Regions from separate parts of the Homo sapiens genome. Here region 2 is linked to region 1. Evidence: chromatin contacts called from ENCODE Hi-C or POLR2A ChIA-PET data. All regions are on one chromosome and are shown on one strand. Each heading gives the region's core, a stretch centred on a gene start or an enhancer-like site at or near the end of the contact. The rest is flanking DNA. Distances are from core to core; before and after follow the strand shown. Region 1 holds the start of GATAD2B (GATA zinc finger domain containing 2B). Region 2 holds the start of KHDC4 (KH domain containing 4, pre-mRNA splicing factor).

Region 1 (4,918 bases), core at 1,034-3,533:
TGTTCTCAAGTAAGGAATAATAGGCAGGACAAAAGTCTGTAAGCCTCACCTCTACTCAAACTGGGTCACTCAGCCTATAGATTCAGCCTTCTGATTCCTGCTGATTAGTACTTTTCTACCTTGTTCCATGATGACTATCACTGCCACTGGACTAAAAAAACTCTATTCCCCTAAAAAGTGAAGACAGCCTTACCATCAACTAGTTATTCATATAAGCTATCTGCTTATATGAATCCGATCCTTGACCCAGTCCATTCCCAAATGGCCAGGGACTAGATATCCGTCACAAAAAAAGCAGCACGATCCAACAAGTGTGGGCCTTCCCTCAAAATATACTGAACTCCTCCATAGCACCTCCAGAAGTGGCCTCCTTCCCAACTAAGTACTGACAGAAATACTACTCTAGGACAATACTTGAAAGGCTGCTCCAGCACCAAAATAAGAATCCAAGTTATCAGACTGCAAGGAAGAGTTCAGGTCAGCATACCAAATGAAAAGCAATAAAGTTAGCACTAAACTCCCAAACAGGATAATCACCAACAACATATAGGCACCATGCTGCTGCCAGAAAACATCAAAGTCATCTGTGCTAGGAGGGGAAGGAGACTAGATGGCTGGAGGACAGAGATGGGAAGGAAGCTTACTTTTCACTTTGTACAACCACATGCATGCTTTTCTACTCAAAATATAAATTTTTAGAAAAAATGTCCTAAAAACTACAAAAGCATCAGCTCTTCTCCAACACAGATCTGTTAAACCTGTTTTAATTCCATCAGCTACAAATCCAAATCCCTCTTTTGCAGTCTGGCCTGAAAACACTGCTCTTGCCCTTTGCTGAAATATATTAAGTATCCTTCGCCTCTGCTGAAATGTATTAAGTATCCCCCCATCTCTCTCTCTCTCTTACACACACACACACGCACACACACACGCCCCCCAAATAAGCATTTATCAGAAATGAGAAAACTGGTTCTCAGGAGGCTACCTGATTTTCCAGGGGACAACAGAGAAAAGGTTGCTAGCTAGCTCAGTTAGCATCCACATGCCACCCACCACCAAGCCTCCATCTCCACCTCACTGCCAGCCCTATGAGCTAACATCTTGTGTTTGGAAGTTGATGCTGGGGAAGAATCCAAAGAGGCTACCATACCTTTATGAAACGGGAAAGCTGTACCGGGCGCGCGAATGGCACCTGAACCTCTGCACTCGCATGAGTGGCTCGCTCCTCAATGTAATTGAGAGCAGGGAGGCCAAAAGTACTCTAAGTCCCGGTGTGGTTAGGGAAGGGTAAGTTCCACCGACCCTCAGGAACTGAACTGGAAGACAGATCCAGTGTGTCCCACAAGCCCAGTCGCTGTAGAAGCTAAGTGCCCACATAGCCTGAGACAATTCTCTTCCCCTACGGGAGGGCGAGCGAACGGTGGACGACGAAATAAAGGGGTAAGGTTATGCGCTCCTGATCCCTTTCCCTAAATAAAGATAATTATCTGGTGCTTCCTTTACCCTTAGATTCCCCATTCGTCCCATCCGCCCGCAAACACAAGACTGAGCAGGGAGCGGCCCCCGCACCCTGAGGGCACCACTGGGGGTGGAGAGAGTTAAAAAAAAAAAGGGGGGGGCGCGCTAGAGAGGAAAGGAGGGGAGCATGGCGGGCATGAGGCAGGGAGTGAAAGCGGGGATGGCGGGGGAAACGGGGCGTGAGGGAGGGGAGAAAGAGTACAAGGAGACGAAATGAAGGGACACGAGCTGGGGGCGCGCGAGGCCGAAGTGAAAGACCGGGTCGCGCGCGCCAAGGGGGGAGAGGATGAGGTGAAGAAGGAGCGCGAGGCGGGGGCGCGCCGTGCCGGGGTGGGGGGAGGGGGACGCAAGGCGGGGGCGCGCGGGCGGGCGTCGGCTCGCGGGCGCTTCCCCTCCCCCCGCCCCTCCACCTTTCCCTTCCCCCACCTCCGCCACCACTGCCTCCTCCCAGCCTCCTTCCCTTCCTCGCTCCTCACCGCCCCCGGGCGGGCGGGCGGCCAGGCTGGCCTAGGCCAAAGCTCCTCACCTGGCGGTGGCGGTGTAACTCCCGGCTAGCTCGCCTCCTCAGGCGGCGGCGGAGGCGTCGAAAAAGGAAGAGGCGACGGCACAGGGGATCCAGACCCTGCTGACGGGACTAGGGACGGGGGTAGGGGAGGGGGGCGGGCCGGACCGGGGCGGGCGGGCGGAGCAGACACTGCGGTACAGACGGGGGCAGCGGCGGCGGCGACGGCTGCACCGGCGGCGGCGGCACCACACAAACAAGGACGCTGATTGGGCAGCTGCCAAGCGCCTCGGCTCCGCCTTACCCACACGCCACGACGCCCATTGGGCGACCTAAGCCGGCCACCCCGCCCTCATCTTCTCGGCCATGCCAGTAGAAGACTAGATGCCGGGACTTCACCCCACCCTTGAAGAATGAGTGGCCGGAGAAGTGATGATTGGCGTGCTTAAAACCCAATCATAAACGGAGGAGGGGGGATGGTCTAGCGGGGGCGCGTTAATGGGTACCTCTGCCAGTCCCAGACACATCCGGGTCTTCGACAGCCCATTAAGTGTCGGGGGTCAAAAAATCGCTTCAGGCTGCAACTTTACCTTAGAGACGTTTTGGTCCCCAGGCAGCCGCCGTACCCCAGTCTCTCCAAACCGGGATTCCCCTTTGGCCATCTCTCATTCTTTCAATTCTAAAGATGGAGACTGGCGAACGGCGATGGGGTCTGCGGTGGGCGGTGTTTCGTCGCGACAGACTCTAGGAAATTTCACGATAGAACTAGCTTTAGGCGCTTGAGCCTTGCCGTCTTTTTGGGGTGTGGCCTGTCTCCGTCTGCCAAAGGCTTTGAGCTTCCTGGTGTTCATCGTACCTCCGCTTGGTCCTGTCGTGACTAAACCACGACAGCAGGAAAAAAAAAAAAGCAGCTAGCCAAGTTGCTGAGGAATTACGGTGTGCAGAGCCCTCGCAGCTCCTTCTCTTGGGAACTCCTGGTCTGGTTAGGTTCTCAGCGAGGAAACAGCCTCCCACCCCGCCCGATTCCACCTAATTAACTCAAGGGCCAGCTCCTTTTGCTGGCCTCCCTGCTTCCACGGAGCAGTTAGGCCCGCCTAAACTCAGCGAGCGTTTCTGGAGCACCTTGAGGATAGGGACCAAGTAACAGAGTCCGGGTGTTAAGGTTATGATAGTAGTTAACGTTTTTGGAAAGAGACTGTGTCAGGCTCTGTGCTAAGAACTTTACATGAAGTATTTATTCCTCATGACTGTGAGGTAGGTACTGTTATCCCTACTTTACAAATGAGGAAAATTAGGATCAAAAAATTTGTCCAGTTACACGTTAAGTGGTAGAGCTGAAATTTGAACCCAAGTAGATGAGGAAACTAAGGCTCAGAGAGGTTAAGTAACTTGCCAAAGGTCAGACCGCTAGTTAGTGACTAAGCAGTGGTTTAAACCCAGAAACAACTGGTTCCACAGGCATTTTGTTATTGTTGTTTTCTCACTGTGTCTCCCAGGCTGGAGTGCAGTGGTACAATCTCAGTTCCTGCAACCTCCGCCTCCCAGGTTCAAACGATCCTCCTGCCTCAACAGCCTCCCGAGTAGCTGGGATTACAGGCGCGCGGCTAATTTTTGTGTTTTTAGTAGAGACGGGGTTTCGCCATGTTGGCCAGGCTGGTCTCGAACTCCTGACCTCAGGTGATCCTCCTGCCTCAGCCTCCCAAAGTGCTGGGATTACAGGTGTGTGAGCCACCACGCCAGCCTCCACAGGTATTTGAACATGTTTTTTAAATTATTTAAAAGTCATGCTGTGCAATGGAAATGAAATTATAATGGAGGACATGGCAACTTAAAGCCGTAGGTAGATCCTACACAAACACAGACGCACCCATTTTTTTTTTCTTTTTTTTCTTTGAGACAGTCTCCCTCTGTCGCCCAGGCTGGAGTGCAGTGGCGTGATCTCAGCTGCCTGCAATCTCCACCACCCAGGCTCAAGCCATCTTTCCACCTCAGCCTCCCAAGTAGCTGGCATTACAGGCGCACGTGACCACGCCCGGCTGATTTTTGTATTTTTGGTAAAGACAGGGTTTCACTATGTTTCCCAGGCTGGTCTCATAAATTCCTGGCCTCAAGTGATCCACCCGCCTTGGCGTCCCAAAGTGGTGGGATTACAGGCGTGAACAACCGCGCCCACCGCAGCCCCCACTTTATTTATTTTTTAAATTAGCGATGAGGTCTTGCTATGTTACCCAGGCTGCTCTGAAACTCCTGGGCTCAAGAGATCCTCCCGGCCGGGCGCGGTGGCTCAGGCCTGTAATCCCAGCACTTCGGGAGGCCGAGGCAGGTAGATCACGAGGTCAGGAGATCGAGACCATCCTGGCTAACACAGTGAAACCCCGTCTCTACTAAAAATACAAAAAAGTAGCCGGTCGTGGTGGCGGGCGCCTGTAGTCCCAGCTACTCGGGAGGCTGAGGCAGGAGAATGGCGTGAACCCGGGAGGTGGAGTTTGCAGTGAGCCAAGATCTTGCCACTGCATTCCAGCCTGGGCGACAGAGCGAGACTCTGTCTCAAAAAAAAAAAAAAAAAAGAGATCCTCCCACTTCAGCCTCCCAAATAGCTGGGACTACAGGTGTACATCACTGCAAGCAGCATTCAACTTTTTTTTTTTTTTTTTTTTTTTTGAGACAGAGTCTCCCTCTATTGCCCAGGCTAAAGTGCAGTGGCGCAATCTCGGCTCACTACAACCTCCGCCTCCTGGGTTCAAGCAATTCTCCTGCCTCAGCCTCCTGAGTAGCTGGGATTACAGGTGCCCGCCACCACACCCAGCTAAATTTTGTATTTTTAGTAGAGATGTTGGCCAGGCTGGTATCAAACTCCTGACCTCAAGTGATCTACCCGCTTTGGCCTCCCAAAGTGCT
Region 2 (4,678 bases), core at 1,238-3,737, 2.0 Mb after region 1:
CAAGAGAACTTTTGGTGACAAGGGTTCTAGTCTATCAGTCGAATATGGTAGCCATTAGCCACATGTGTCTCTTGAGCACTTGGCAGGTGGCTAATGTGACTAAAGGTCTAAATTTTAAATTGTATTTTGGTTTTGCTTTGCTTTTTGCTTAAACAACAGGAATTTATTTCTCACAGATATGGAGCCTGAGAGTATTTAATTATTTGTATTATTTAGACAAGGTGTCACTCTGCTGCTCAGGCTGGAGTGCAATGGCAAAATGACAGCTCAATGCAACCTCAAGCTCCTAGGCTCAGGTGATCTTTCCACCTCAGCCTTCCAAGAATCCAAGAAGAATTACAGAGGAGCTGGGACTACAGGTGTGAGTCACCACACCCAGCCCCTTAATTTTAATTTAAATTGCCACATGAAGCTAGTGACTACTGCACTACACAATGCAGGTATATATTACCAACGAGAAAGCTGAGTTTCATTATGCCAAAGCCATGTAACCAGTAACTGTGGATTCTGGGTTTCAAACTGTGGATTCTGGGTTTTTAGGTTTTATGATTCTAAATCCAGTGTTTATGTATCCTGCTGAGGTCAACTACCTAAAGATTATTATTTTAAGAAAAAAAAAGAGCTTAAACGATTAACATCAGTATTAAAAATCTTAATATACAAGGAGCACTACATCTTTGTCAAGATGCTTTTAATTTTTCCTCATAAACCTTATAAATGGATGACTGACTCACACAATCTTTGCAAACAATAGGCTGCGCCTGGTGGCTCATACTTGTAATCCCAGCACTTTGGGAGGCAGAGATGAGCTTGGTCAACATGGTGAAACCCTGTCTACTAAAAACACAAAAAAAAATTAGCCGGGCATGGTGGCATGCACCTGTAATCCCAGCTACTCGGGAGGCTGAGGCAGCAGAATCAGAATCACTTGAACCCAGGAGACAGAGGTTGTAGTGAGCCGAGATCACCCCACTACTGCACTTCAGGCTGGTGACAGAGTGAGACTCTATCAAAATAAATAAATAAATAAATAAAACCCTACAGGTTCTAATTAGAGATGACACTATGGGGCTCACTTGATTTACCTGAACTCCTCTGACTTCAGGGAAAAAGCACATATATTAAAAACATGTTATGTTGCTTTAAATGACTATGGAAATACAGCTTAAGCTGAACTAAGTGAACAAGGACAAGACAAGGTATTTGGTCCATAAATGTAATCAGCCCAATCAAAAACGCCTCGTAAATATGTATTTGTAACAAAATGTGTTCTGGAACATTCCAAAACTAAATGATCTCTCAACTACTATATCCATTTATCCTTTACTAACACAAATTATTATGCGATTACAGGATTACAAACAACTTTTTTTTTTTTTTTTTGAGACGGAGTCTCATTGGGTCGCCCAGGCTAGAGTGCACTGGCACAATCTCGGCTCACTGCAACCTCCGCCTCCCGGGTTCAAGCAGTTCTGCCTCAGCCTCCTGAGTAGCTGATTACAGGCGCGTGCCACCATGCCCGACTAATTTTTGTATTTTCAGTAGAGACGGGGTTTCACCATGTTGGTCAGGCTGGTCTCAAACTCCTGACCTTGTGATCCACCCGCCTCGGCCTCCCAAAGTGCTGGGATTACAGGCGTAAGCCACCGCGCCCGGCAAAACAACTATTAAATTCGCAATTAGTGGAGACCCTTCAACTTCAAATACCTTCTCAGAAGCATTCTGAGTTGGTTTCAGCTTCCCTTTTGCCATGAGCATGGCATTAATCTTGGCAGCCACAGCAGCAGCAGCATCCAAGGCTCCTGAAGGAGCAGCTGTGGTGCCCCCAGGACTTCCCCCACTGCTGGTGACCTCCCCACCTGGGGCCGCTGGCGGGAGGAAGAGAAGTGGGGCTGGAGCTGGTTGGTCCCATTTGCTGCGGCGCCTACATGGAGAAAAAGGAAAACATTAGGCCCCAAAGCTTTCGTGTATGTTATTCTTTCCTTACTACGCCTTAGCACCCCATTTTCCCTCTATTATATTCCATTTACACCTCCGAATCACCTTCCAAATCTAAAACTCCCCTCTCCTTAAACAATTATTGCTTATTTAACAAACCCCCACTTTCAACCCTTCCCCAAAATCTTTCGTTTCTACTGTCACCTATATCGAAAGACTCCACTCTATCCTACACGCTCTAGTTTACGCCTTCCCCTTGGCTCGCCCTTCCAAAAGTCCCCGTTTGCCTCCTCCCTCGGATCCCCGCCGGCCCTTTAAGGGCCCCAGGCCTGCTCAAGATCCTTCTCCCCAAACGTCCAGCCCTTTACTTCCCACTTAAGGACCCTTCCACCCTATACGCAGCTTCTCAGGGTCCCTCCGCCTCTCCTGCGCCCCAGTGCTCGCTCCGATGCCCTCGCCCCTGAAGCCGTACCCGCCAGCTCCAGGATGTGTCGCGCTCCCCGCGGACATGGCGACCGCTTCTACTCAACCACCCGCCAACTATCCGACTACCACCTCTCGTCACTTCCGCCCCCAACGTTCTTACGCACAGCCTCTTCCGGTCGTGGGGCCGAGCGGTTCCGGTGAAAATGTCGATTCCGATTGGACTCTCGATGATTTAAAGGCATCTGGCGTTTCTGAGGCAGGTAGGGTGTGATCTTCCGGGTTGCGCCTTAACCTTAAGAAAGATGGCTGCTGTGCCTACTATAAATGCGGAATCGGGGCTAGCTGAATCCATCTTTATCGTGGGCATGTTGTTAGACTAGAAGACAATATGCATGAGTCAGGAGATTAAACAGGTTTCTCCTCAAATTCCGCTACGTTTGTGTTGAGTCCTAGTTTCTGTCTGGGGAGACAGCCTTCCCGCGGCTTTTGCCCGTTTCACGTTTCTGTTACTTAGGAAAAGGAAAAGGATTCGTTGCAAAGATCATTTGGAGAATTTCTCTGTTTGTTTGCTTCATTTCTGTGCACCAAGCAGGGAATATAAAAATAAAAAGATGAATAAGCCGCAGGCCCTGCCATTCTGGTACTCTCAATGTGGCAAGGCAGGTACGCAGGCAAATATGTATGATAGAGTTGTATATTAAGCAAAGGTCGAAGAAGATAAGCTGCTCATCTTGCTGGAGCGTTTAAGAATGGGACGCTAAAAAGCCGGTTGAGTACTGGAGAGGCGATCAAGCATAGGTTATGGAGCACCCTGTTCTGGCATCTGTGTACTTAACGGTTGAGCTGGCTGGAGTGGGAGGCCAGAAGATGAAAGGCCTTGAATGCTATGCTGAGGAGTTTGAGTTGATTCTGTAGGCTAAAGGTTTCTTTTTTTTTTTTTTTTTTTTTTTTGAGACAGTTTCGCTCCGTCACCCAGGCTGAAGTGCAATGACGCGATCTCGGCTAACCACTCTCCGCCTCCCGGGTTCAAACGATTCTCCTGCCTTAGCCTCCCAAGTAGCTGGGATCACAGGTGCCCGCCACCACGCCCAGCTAATTTTTTGTTGTTGTTGTTTTGTATTTTTAGTAGAGACACAGTTTAGCCATGTTGGCCAGCCTGGTCTCAAACTCCTGACCTCAGGTGATCCACCCGCCTCGGCCTCCCGAAGTGGTAGGATTACAGGCGTGAGCCACCGCGCCCTGCCGAGGCTAAAGGTTTCTAACCTTTAGGATGTCTTGGAGCTTCAATGAGTCTCCTGATCCTCCCACCTCAGCCTCTGAAGTAGCTGGGACTACAAGCACGGGCCACCACACCTGGCTTTTTTTTTTTTTTTTTAAGAGACCGGGGTGGTAGGGGGTGCGGGGGTGGGGGGTGTCTTACTATTTTGCCTAGGCTGGTCTCAAACTCCTGGGCTCAACCGATCCTACCACCTCGGCCTCCCCAAAGTGCCCCTTTTCCTCTTCTCCCCAAAACACAATGCTGTTGGGATTCTGATTGAAATTACATTATTTATTATATTTGTCATTTTAAAAAATTTGTGATGTAACTCCTATGCCATAAATTTACCCTTTTTAAAGAGTAAATTTAAGTGCACAATTCAGTGTTTTTTAGTGTGTCCACAAGATTGTGCCACAATCATCATTATCTAATTCCAGATTATTTTCATCACCCCAAAAAGAAACCCCTCACCTGTTAACAGTCACTTCACATTTCTCTTGCCCCGCAAGACATGGGCTACCACTAATCTACTGTTTCTCTGGATTTACCTATTTTACACATTTTATATAAATGGAATTATACAATGTGTGACCTTTTGTATCTGGCTTCTTTCACTTACAGTGTTTTCAAAGTTTATTCATGTTGTAGCATATGTCAGAACTTCATTTTTTTATCACTGAATAAACTTCATTCTTTTTTATCACTGAATTTCTTTTCCATTGGATGTATAGACCACAATTTATCCATTCATCCATTGATTAACATTTGAGTTGTTTCCACCTCTTGGGTATTGTAAGTAGTGCTGCTGTGAACATTCACAAGTATTTAAGTATCTGTTTTTAATTCTTTAGGGTTTACATGTAGAAGCAGAATTGCTAGGTCATATGGACATCTTGTTTAACTTTTGTGGAACTGCCAAACCAACTGGCTACACTATTTTACATGCCCACCAGCAATGTACCAGGGTTCCTATTACTCCACATCATCCCCGACCCTTGATATTTTCAATTTTTTAAAAATCTTTTTTCTTTTTACTTTCCTTAGTCTTTCCTGTGT

What was found. A loop is a pair of places that touch in the nucleus more often than their neighbours do. ChIA-PET counts read pairs that join two places held with the same protein, here RNA polymerase II (POLR2A). Pooled maps may share reads with other maps.
Region 2: a map of CD8-positive, alpha-beta T cell shows a loop between it and region 1 (8-fold over the local background). The contact joins the promoter of KHDC4 here to the promoter of GATAD2B in region 1. A Hi-C loop is called at or near these places in 2 of 168 maps with a recorded cell type or tissue (CD8-positive, alpha-beta T cell and naive thymus-derived CD4-positive, alpha-beta T cell) and 6 of 50 pooled maps. POLR2A ChIA-PET finds 5 or more read pairs at or near these places in 1 of 52 experiments (activated B cell).

Annotation. Positions count from the first base shown.
Region 1 is chr1:153,920,689-153,925,606 of GRCh38, forward strand. It overlaps GATAD2B (GATA zinc finger domain containing 2B), which reads right to left and starts at 2,284. Exons shown (of 11, transcript NM_020699.4): 1 at 2,045-2,284. It overlaps LOC101928059 (a long non-coding RNA gene), which reads left to right and starts at 2,685. Exons shown (of 4, transcript XR_922160.3): 1 at 2,685-3,274. RefSeq lists silencers at 2,068-2,387, 3,065-3,359, 4,418-4,591 and an enhancer at 2,518-2,757.
Region 2 is chr1:155,931,926-155,936,603 of GRCh38, forward strand. It overlaps KHDC4 (KH domain containing 4, pre-mRNA splicing factor), which reads right to left and starts at 2,488. Exons shown (of 14, transcript NM_014949.4): 1 at 2,411-2,488; 2 at 1,708-1,924. The coding sequence starts at 2,448. It overlaps LOC107985207 (a long non-coding RNA gene), which reads left to right and starts at 2,543. Exons shown (of 2, transcript XR_001738244.2): 1 at 2,543-2,624; 2 at 3,323-4,330. RefSeq lists enhancers at 1,994-3,193, 2,049-2,615, 2,155-2,464, 2,565-2,724.